Regions from separate parts of the Homo sapiens genome. Here region 2 is linked to region 1. Evidence: read pairs that join two places in POLR2A ChIA-PET (ENCODE). Cell type or tissue: PC-3. All regions are shown on one strand. Links, peaks and the distances in the headings refer to the core of each region. The heading gives the core; the rest is flanking DNA. Region 1 overlaps TMEM41B (transmembrane protein 41B). Region 2 has its middle 17 kb from the start of TMEM41B.

The links. Peaks named below come from ENCODE experiments on the same cell type or tissue, not always from the same donor. Only the 100,000 strongest peaks of a DNase experiment are listed, where the experiment ranks them.
Region 2: POLR2A ChIA-PET joins it to region 1 with 9 read pairs; 5 of 35 experiments call an interaction of 5 or more read pairs at or near these places.

The regions. Positions count from the first base shown.
Region 1 is chr11:9,278,911-9,283,304 of GRCh38, reverse strand. TMEM41B (transmembrane protein 41B) reads left to right here. Exons shown (of 7, transcript NM_015012.4): 7 at 1-2,651. Among named protein-coding and RNA genes, the nearest start is that of TRL-CAA5-1, 5.9 kb to the right of the region's middle. In PC-3, for the core only: no CTCF peak of the experiment used is centred there; a DNase peak (open chromatin) is centred at 2,454.
Region 2 is chr11:9,329,189-9,333,582 of GRCh38, reverse strand. No RefSeq gene overlaps it. Among named protein-coding and RNA genes, the nearest start is that of TMEM41B, 17 kb to the right of the region's middle. In PC-3, for the core only: no CTCF peak of the experiment used is centred there; DNase peaks (open chromatin) are centred at 2,352 and 2,622; H3K4me3 peaks cover 270 bases; H3K27ac peaks cover 2,791 bases.

The DNA of each region.
Region 1 (4,394 bases), core at 292-4,291:
TCCTATCAGATAGTTAAAGTAATACATTTAAGTGACAAGGGGAGAAGAAAGTAAAAATGGAAATTGGTATACTGTGAAAAGTGCTATCAATAGTTAAGGTAGACATCTTAGACATCTTATAAATTATTATACCAAGGGTAGCTGTAGATAATAGTAGTGTGGTAGGAAATTGTTGATCCAGCTAATTCATTCAATTTAATTGAATATTTTTTATCTTTAATAACTAAAATAGATATTTTTAAATTCTAGATTTTTTAAAGTAGTGTTGCAGGTTTTGTTAATGTTAGGCTTTTTTCAGAGCATAAACTGGAAAACTTAAAAAGAGATTTACATTTTCTTCCTCTTTTTTTTTTTTTTTTTTTTTCTGTTTTGAGACGGAGTCTAGCTCTGCCGCCCAGGCTGGAGTGCAGTGGCGCGATCTCCACTCACTGCAAGCTCCACCTCCTGGGTTCACGCCATTCTCCTGTCTCAGCCTCCTGAGTAGCTGGGACTACAGGCGCCCGCCACCATGCCCAGCTAATTTTTTTGTATTTTTAGTAGAGACGGGGTTTCACCGTGTTAGCCAGGATGGTCTCGATCTCCTGACCTCGTGATCTGCCCGCCTTGGCCTCCCAAAGTGCTGGGATTACAGGCGTGAGCCACCGCGCCTGGCCCATTTTCTTCCTCTTTTGAGGTAATGGATTTGTTTGGAGATGGCATGTTAGTAGACGACTGAATATGGAAAGGATATCAAGTTATCTATTTTGTTAATTTTATTTTTGTTTTTTATCATCTAGATTTTTATCATGGATTAGTCTGAAATTTAAAGTTCTGGCCAGTCGGTTTTCTTTCATCTTGTAGTTTTTACAGTATTTCCACTGTGCATATGCAAAATGGGTATTACATAACTGTATCATATTTGGTATTGATAATTTTTTTTTTTTTTGAGACGGAGTCTTGCTGTTGCCCAGGCTGGAGTGGAGTGCGTGGTGTGATCTCGGCTCACTGCAAACTCCGCCTCCTGGGTTCAAGCGATTCTCCTGGCCCAGCCTCCTGAGTAGCTGGGATTACAGGTGTGTGCCACCGTGCCCAGCTAATTTTTGTGTTTTTAGTAGAGACGGGGTTTCACCATGTTGGCCGGGCTGGTCTTGAACTCCTGACCTCAGGCTATATGCCCACTTCCACCTCCCAAAGTGCTGGGATTACAGGCATGAGCCACTGTGCCCAGCCTGGTATTGATAATTTATATTCAGATAATTTGTTATGGCTCTTTAATATCCCACAAGGGGCTCTAAAAAGCAAACATTCAAGAGTATGTAGTTTTTAGACATTAAGTTAATTATTTTAAACAGTGACAGCAAAACACAAGTGATTAAATATAGTTTATTTGTTCCAATGACTAAATTTTACCTCATTTATTAATCTGGTCATTAAGGAATATATTTAATAATATTATGTAATTATTCTTTTTATGCATGATACACCTAGAAAAATGCCTTTTGTTTCTATTGATGGCTTTGTTGTTTGGAGCTACTTTTGATTACTTATTGCAGTTTCCCAATTTAGTCTTTACTTTATCTAACTCACAAAGTAAAATTAACTGATCACATGGCAACTACTGTATTTAAATAGTTCTGGAAAAATGAAAGTGCTTTTTGCTGCTTGGTAAATGGGTAATGCCCTTGATTCCTTGACTGTAGGACATAGCTGATCTAAAGTACTCTGTCAGTTTTACCTTCACCCATGACTGTTATTAGTTGTCAAAGTTGAAAAGTACTTTAGCTGTGAGAAATCCTTGTATGTTTTTATTATAAGAGGTATAATCATCCTCAAAGCCTGTTTTTATTACATGATGTGGACTGATTATTTTTTCTATCACAGTGTTAACAGATGGATTTTATTGTAAATACAAAGAAAACATATTGATTATTGTAGTATTCTTATGTCACCTGGCCTTTTGCGTGAGATTATTTATTATTTCTAGCAAGGCTTTCTTCCTTTCTTATTGCCCAGAGACTGACTGATACATCTTTTGTTATTTTTACACATAAATTAAACATAGCCTTTTTGGACAAATTCACTAAATATTAATGTATAAAATGTAATTGAGTAAATTTTTATCAGAATTTTAAAAATAAAAGAGCTTAGACTCAGTAGAACTCAGTAGAAGCTTCACTATTTACTCCAGCGTGTGTAAATTGTACTTACTCTATTCTCAGAGTATATTTACTGTCCTTACCATTGATTCTTTCCCTTTGCTAATTTTTTTTTTTGTTAATGGTAGCTGCGACTTTAGGTGGGGTATATTTTCTTCTCCTAAGAGAATAGACAGTTTTTCCAGATTCATCATCATTGACTGTCAAGAAAGGACCCTTCAGCAAGGCTGTACCCTCAATGCAGTTGATGGCCTGTCTTCACGGATTTACAGACTTGGCCTGATGCCCATGTAAATTCAAGCTTTGGCTTGTGGTAACAACCACAAGAAGACAAGCATCTGTGGTGCGGAGGCAAGCAGGCTAACTAGGAGTTGACAAGCTAAGAAAGTGAAACTGTTCTTTCTTAGTTAACTGTCTTTCTCTGGAGCTCTGTTATTTTGAGTATAATATTTCCATGACACTTAGTAAATGCAAGCTAAAATGTAATAATAATAAATTGTATTGGAGAAACCTAAATGTCACATTTGGGATTTATTTCATGGAAGTACTTACATTAAAAAACTCTGGCCGAGCAAGGTGGCTCACGCCTGTAATCCCAGCACTTTGGAAGGTCGAAGCAGGTGGATCACCTGCAGTCAGGAGTTCAAGACCAGCCTGGCCATCACAGTGAAACCCCGTCTCTACTAAACATATGAAAAATTAGCCAGGTGTGGTGGCACACGCCTATAGTCCTAGCTACTTGGGAGGCTGAGGCAGAAGAATTGCTTGAACCCAGAAGGTGGAGGTTGCCATGAGATGAAATTGTGCCACTGCATTCCAGCCTGGGCAACAGAGCCAGACTCTGTCTCAAAAAACTAAAAACAAACTCTTCGTTGAATAAAAGTATATTCTTAAATTTCGATGTACATTTTCACCACTAAGAACAATGAAATGGCCGGGCACGGTAGCTCACACCTGTAATCCTAGCACTTCCAGAGGCCAAGGTGGGTGGATCACCTGAGGTCAGGAGTTCGAGACCAGCCTGGCCAACATGGAGAAACCCCGTCTCTACTAAAAATAAAAAATTAGTTGGGTGTGGTGGTGTGCACCTGTAATCCCAGCTACTTGGGAGGCTGAGGCAGGAGAGTCGCTTGAACGCGGGAGGCAGAGGTTGTAGTGAGCCAACATCACACCAGTGTACTACAGCCTGGGTGACAAAGTGAGACTCCATCTCAAAACAGGCCAGGCGCGGTGGCTCACGGCTGTAATCCCAGCACTTTGGGAGGCCGAGGCGGGTGGAGACAAGGTCAGGAGATTGAGACCATCCTGGCTAACATGGTGAAACCCCGTCTCTACTAAAAATACAAAAAATTAGCCCGGTGTGGTGGCGGCCGCCTGTAGTCCCAGCTACTAGGGAGGCTGAGGCAGGAGAATGGCATGAACCCGGGAGGCGGAGCTTGTAGTGAGCCGAGATGGCGCCACTGCACTCCAGCCTGGGCGAGAGTACGAGACTGTATCAAAAAAAAAAAAACAACAAAATATTTAAAAATTGTTTTTTTGAGGTGGAGTGTCTCTCTGTCGCCCAGGCTGGAGTGCAGTGGCGCCATCTCGGCTTATTGCAGACTCCGCCTCCCGGGTTCACGCCATTCTCCTGCCTCAGCCTCCCGAGGAGCTGGGACTCGCGCCTGCCACCTTGCCCGGCTGGTTTTTCGCACTTTTAGTAGAGACGGGGTTTCATCGTGTTAGCCAGGATCGTCTCGATCTCCTGATTTCGTGATCCGCCCGCCTCGGCCTCTCAAAGTCCTGGGATTACAGGCGTGAGCCACGGTGCCTGGCTAAAATATTTAAAACTTGTAATTGTTGGCTTTTGAGGTTTTTTTTTTTTTTTTTGGAGACAGAGTTTCGCTTTCGTTGCCCAGGCTGGAGTGCAACGGTGCGATCTTGGCTCACTGCAACCTCTGCCTCCCAGGTTCAAGCGATTCTCCTGCCTCAGCCTCCGGAGTAGTTGGGATTACAGGCACGTGCCACCCACCACACTCAGCTAATTTTGTATTTTTAATAGAAATGGGGTTTCTCCACGTTGGTCAGACTGAACTCCCGACCTCAGGTGATTCACCCTCCTAGGCCTCCCAAAGTGTTGGGATTACAGGCGTGAGCCACCAAGCCCAGCCGGCTTTTGAAGATTCTAAAGCAATTTAAATTGTTTAGGTAAGGCCGGGCACAGTGGCTCAGGACTGTAATCCCAGCACTTTTGGAGGCCAAGATGGGCAGATTACCTGA
Region 2 (4,394 bases), core at 264-4,263, 50 kb before region 1:
ATGCCTGGCTAGTTTTTGTATTTTTAGTAGAGACGAGGTTTCACCGTGTTGGCCAGGCTGGTCTCGAACTCACTCAGGTGATCCGCCCGCCTCCGCCTCCCAAAGTGCTGGGATTACAGGTGTGAGCACTGCACCTGGCCAGAGGGGTAATTTGTTGGTTCATATAAACAAACCCTGAGAAAGGGAGAAGTGAAGCTTACCCTAGGACTTCACAGCCTGTGGAATCTCTCACTATTTTTTCAGACTAATTTCAAAAATCCACGGGAAGGACTTGGATTGGCTCATCCCGTGTCACATGCCAACATTTGGACCAGCACTTATATTCAACCAGTGTGCCCAGGTACCACCGTCTATCTAGTGTCTACTCTGATTGGTAACAACCTTTGACCTGCCGACTATTAAATGCTTTGAGTTATCACCATTGCCTTGGATCACTTACTGTGGCCAGGTAAAGAGGTCCCTTGATTGGGAGGAGGCAATGTGATAGGTCTGTAATCATAGGAAGGAGGAAAAGGATACTAAGTATATAAAAACTGTAGGCCTTAAGCATAATATGCAAATATATATATATGTATGTGTATATATATAATTTCCCAACTTTTTATTTAAAAAATTTTCAAACGTGAAGAAAAGTTGCAAGAATGGTATAATGACCACCCGTATGCTCTTCGTCTAGATTGCCTAACTGCTAACATTTTTCCCATATTTGCTTTCCCTCTCTCTCTCTCCCTGCACACACATACACACACACACACACACACACACACACACACTCACTCACACTCTCACTTTTCTTGGCCGAACCAGTTGAGAGTAAGTTGCAGTCATCATTAACATTTTACCCCCAAACTCGTCAAGATGTAGCTCTTCAGAACAAAGATGTTCTCATATATAACTACAGAATAATTATCATACTAAAGAAACTTAATATTGAATCAATGCTTTTTTTTTTTTTTGAGACAGTCTTGCTCTGTTGTCCAGGGGCACGGTCACAACTCATTGCAGCCTCGATCTCCCTGGCTCAAGCAATCCTCCCACCTCAGCCTCCCAAGTAGCTGTGACCACAGGCACACACCACCACACCCAGCTAATTTTGTATTTTTAGTAGAGGGGTTGTTTCTCCATGTTGGTCAGGCTGGTCTCAAACTCCCGACCTCAGGTGATCCACCAGCCTCAGCCTCCCAAAATGCTGGGGTTACTGGTGTAAGCCACCACACCCGGTCTTTGTTTATTTCTAATACAGGATTGAATACTGTATGGCAAATGGTTGTCACATTTCTCTTGTCTTCTTGAAGAAGAAAACAAAGCTGAATCGGAGCCTAAAAGTGTACCAGTCCTGGCCCGGTGCGGTGGCTCACGCCTGTAATCCTAGCACTTTGGGAGGCCGAGGCGGGTGGATCACGAGGTCAGGAGATCAAGACCATCCTGGCTAACGTGGTGAAACCCCGTCTCTACTAAAAATACAAAATATTAGCCGGGCGTAGTGGCAGGCGCCTGTAGTCCCAGCTACTCAGGAAGCTGAGGCAGGAGAATTGCTTGAACCCGGGAGGTGGAGGTTGCAGTGAGCTGAGATTGCGCCACTGCACCTCAGCCTGGGTGACAGAGCGAGACTCCGTCTCAAAAAAAAAAAAAAAAAAAGTATGCCAGTCCTGCTAATAAGTTTTACTCTCATGAAGGTAAATTCTAGGAAATTTGATTTTGTTTTGTTGCTTTAATAAAGTTATTAACTATCAAGGATTCCACCTAAGTCACTCTTCTATGCTTAGTATATCACTTTATTGATAATTAAATGTATTCTGATGTAAAATAGAAAATAACCACTTTGGGCTGGGCACAGTGGCTCACACCTATAATCCCTGCACTTTTGGAGGCCGAGGCGGGCAGATCACCTGAGGTCAGGAGTTTGAGATCAGCCCAACCAACATGGAGAAACCCCGTCTCTACTAAAAATACAAAATTAGCTGGACGTGGTGGCACATGCTTGTAATCCCAGCTACTTGGGAAGCTGACGCAGGAGAATCCCTTGAACCTGGGAGGCAGAGGTTGAGGTGAGCTGAGATCGTGCCATTGCACTCCAGCCTGGGCAACAAGAGCGAAAATCCATCTCAAAAGAAAGAAAGAAAGAAAGAAAGAAAAGAACCACTTTGCCTTGTATATTTGTGCTTCTCAACAGAAATCCTATAGTAGACTTTCTTACATTTGAGGCAAACAGCTTTTGCCAATCTTTCAAAGCAATAAAAATAGTTTTCATATGATTATGTCTTTGGAAGTCTGGTGCAAAATGTGATTTCACTTAGTGATTGTGGTGTGACAGCTGTAAATTGCTACATTCCAGGTTGGTGCTTCAACATTGTATTTTCAGTGTGACTGAGTTGCTCACATCCGGCTTTGACTGCCTTTTCCACAGAGAAGCTAGCTCTCAGACGAAGCCCCCCAAAAGGAGCGAATCAACACCCTCACAAAGAGATGTTGACAAATCACTGTCTCTTAGAGGTTCTAACTGGGCAATGTCCCATCCAGACATGCTGGACATGAGTATGAGTGTCCGTGTCTTCCGGCCTGGTCAGTAGCCAAGAGGCAGAGAGATCCCCTTGGGGTAGGAGTTCTGCCCTGAGGCCACATGCTTTGGTAGGAAGGCATTGGGCCAGTTTAATAGGGCAGGGAGCCTTATTCAAGGAAGTCAGAAGTAGTGTAGCAGGTTGCAGTATCAAATTCCTCTTGACAGTATATGATTGGGTAATTGTGTAAGTGCTCAATAAATAAATGGTAGAGTGTTCCGGCATACTTCTGGGTACTTGGGGTGCATAAATGAATGGCTAACTCAAGGAGCTCACCGTAACTTGTTTGGGGAGATAGCCTACAGCTGCCAACCCTTCTTGCTAACCATGCCACCCCAACCTCAAAACTGCTTACAACTCATTCAGTGAATTTTCAAATCGTTTTTATTAAGTACTTTGATGTATGCCAGGCACTGTTCTCTGCTTAGGATATACAGAAGTAAACAAGACAGATTGTTCTAGGATTAATGTTGCACACAGAAATGTTATAGTGGCTATTTTAGGGAAGTGGAATTAGATAAAGATATGGATAGGGACTCTTAATTTTTCCTTTTTTTTTTTTTTTGAGACAGTCTTGCTCTGTCATTCAGGCTGGAGTACGGTGGTGCAATCTTGGCTCACTGCAACCTCCGATTCCTGGGTTCAAGTGATTCTCCTGCCTCAGCCTCCCAAATAGCTAGGATTATAGGCACCTGCCACCATGCCCGGCTAATTTTTGTATTTTTAGGAGAGACGGGGTTTCACCATGTTGGCCAGGCTGGTCTCGAACTCCTGACCTCATGATCCTCCCGCCTTGGCCTCCCAAAGTGCTGGGATTGCAGGTGTGAGGCACTGTGCCCAGCCAACTTTTACTTTTTGAACTTTACTATTTGACCTTTTGTTAACAATTTTTTTTTTTTGGCAACAAACTCATCAAAGATCTTCTGAACAATAATGTGCCAGGGATTCTCCTAAGCTTTGAAAAGACAGCAGTGAAGGAAGCAGAAAAAGTCCCCTGACCTCATGGAGCTTAGATTCCAGCTAGGGAGGGACCATAAAACAAATAAATCCAAGCAAATATGCCATGTAATATAATGATGATTGATGATATGTTCTATGAAAAAAATAAATAGAAAATAAAGCTGTTCTTTTTAAAAGGTAATAATATTCCGTTTTGTTCAGATAATTTAGACTATTTAGATACTAGAATTATTTACTGGCCTGGGCAGATAGCATCAAGTGAAATGGGGCAGAGGGCCAAGCCTCAAAGCCTGAACCACCTGGACTCCTGTCCAGCACTCTCTCCACCCAGTACAAATGAAAGGCCAGCTGAGGCCAAGTGCAGTGGTTCACACCTGTAATCCCAGCATTTTGGGAGGCCTAGATGGGAGGATCACTTGAGCTTAAGAGTTTGAGACCAGCCTAGGCAACATGGCAAAATCCTGTCTCTACAAAAAAAAATACAAAAAAGTTTAGCTGGGCGTGGTGTTGCACGCCTGTAGTCCCAGCCACTTGGGAGGCTGAGGTGGGAGGATCGTTAGAGCCCAGGAGGCGGAGATTGCAGTGAGCCGAGATCGTGCCACTGCACTCCAGCCTGAGTGAGTGAGACCTTGTCTCAAAATAAGTAAATGAAAGTCCAGCTGAGCATCCTCCATTCTTTTGAAACTTGAGTGATGTCAATCCAGGGAGGTTGGCCTGGATGATTGCCCTTGACAGGAGCCTAGGCCTTTCCCCAAACAGTTTGGGGACAGAACTCACTGCTGCCCCAGTATTGGAAGGTGCAGACCCTGGCTACCCTGCAACCATAGTCGGCTTCTTCTTTCCAGCTTCACCAGCTGGTTTCCAGGGACCTGATCC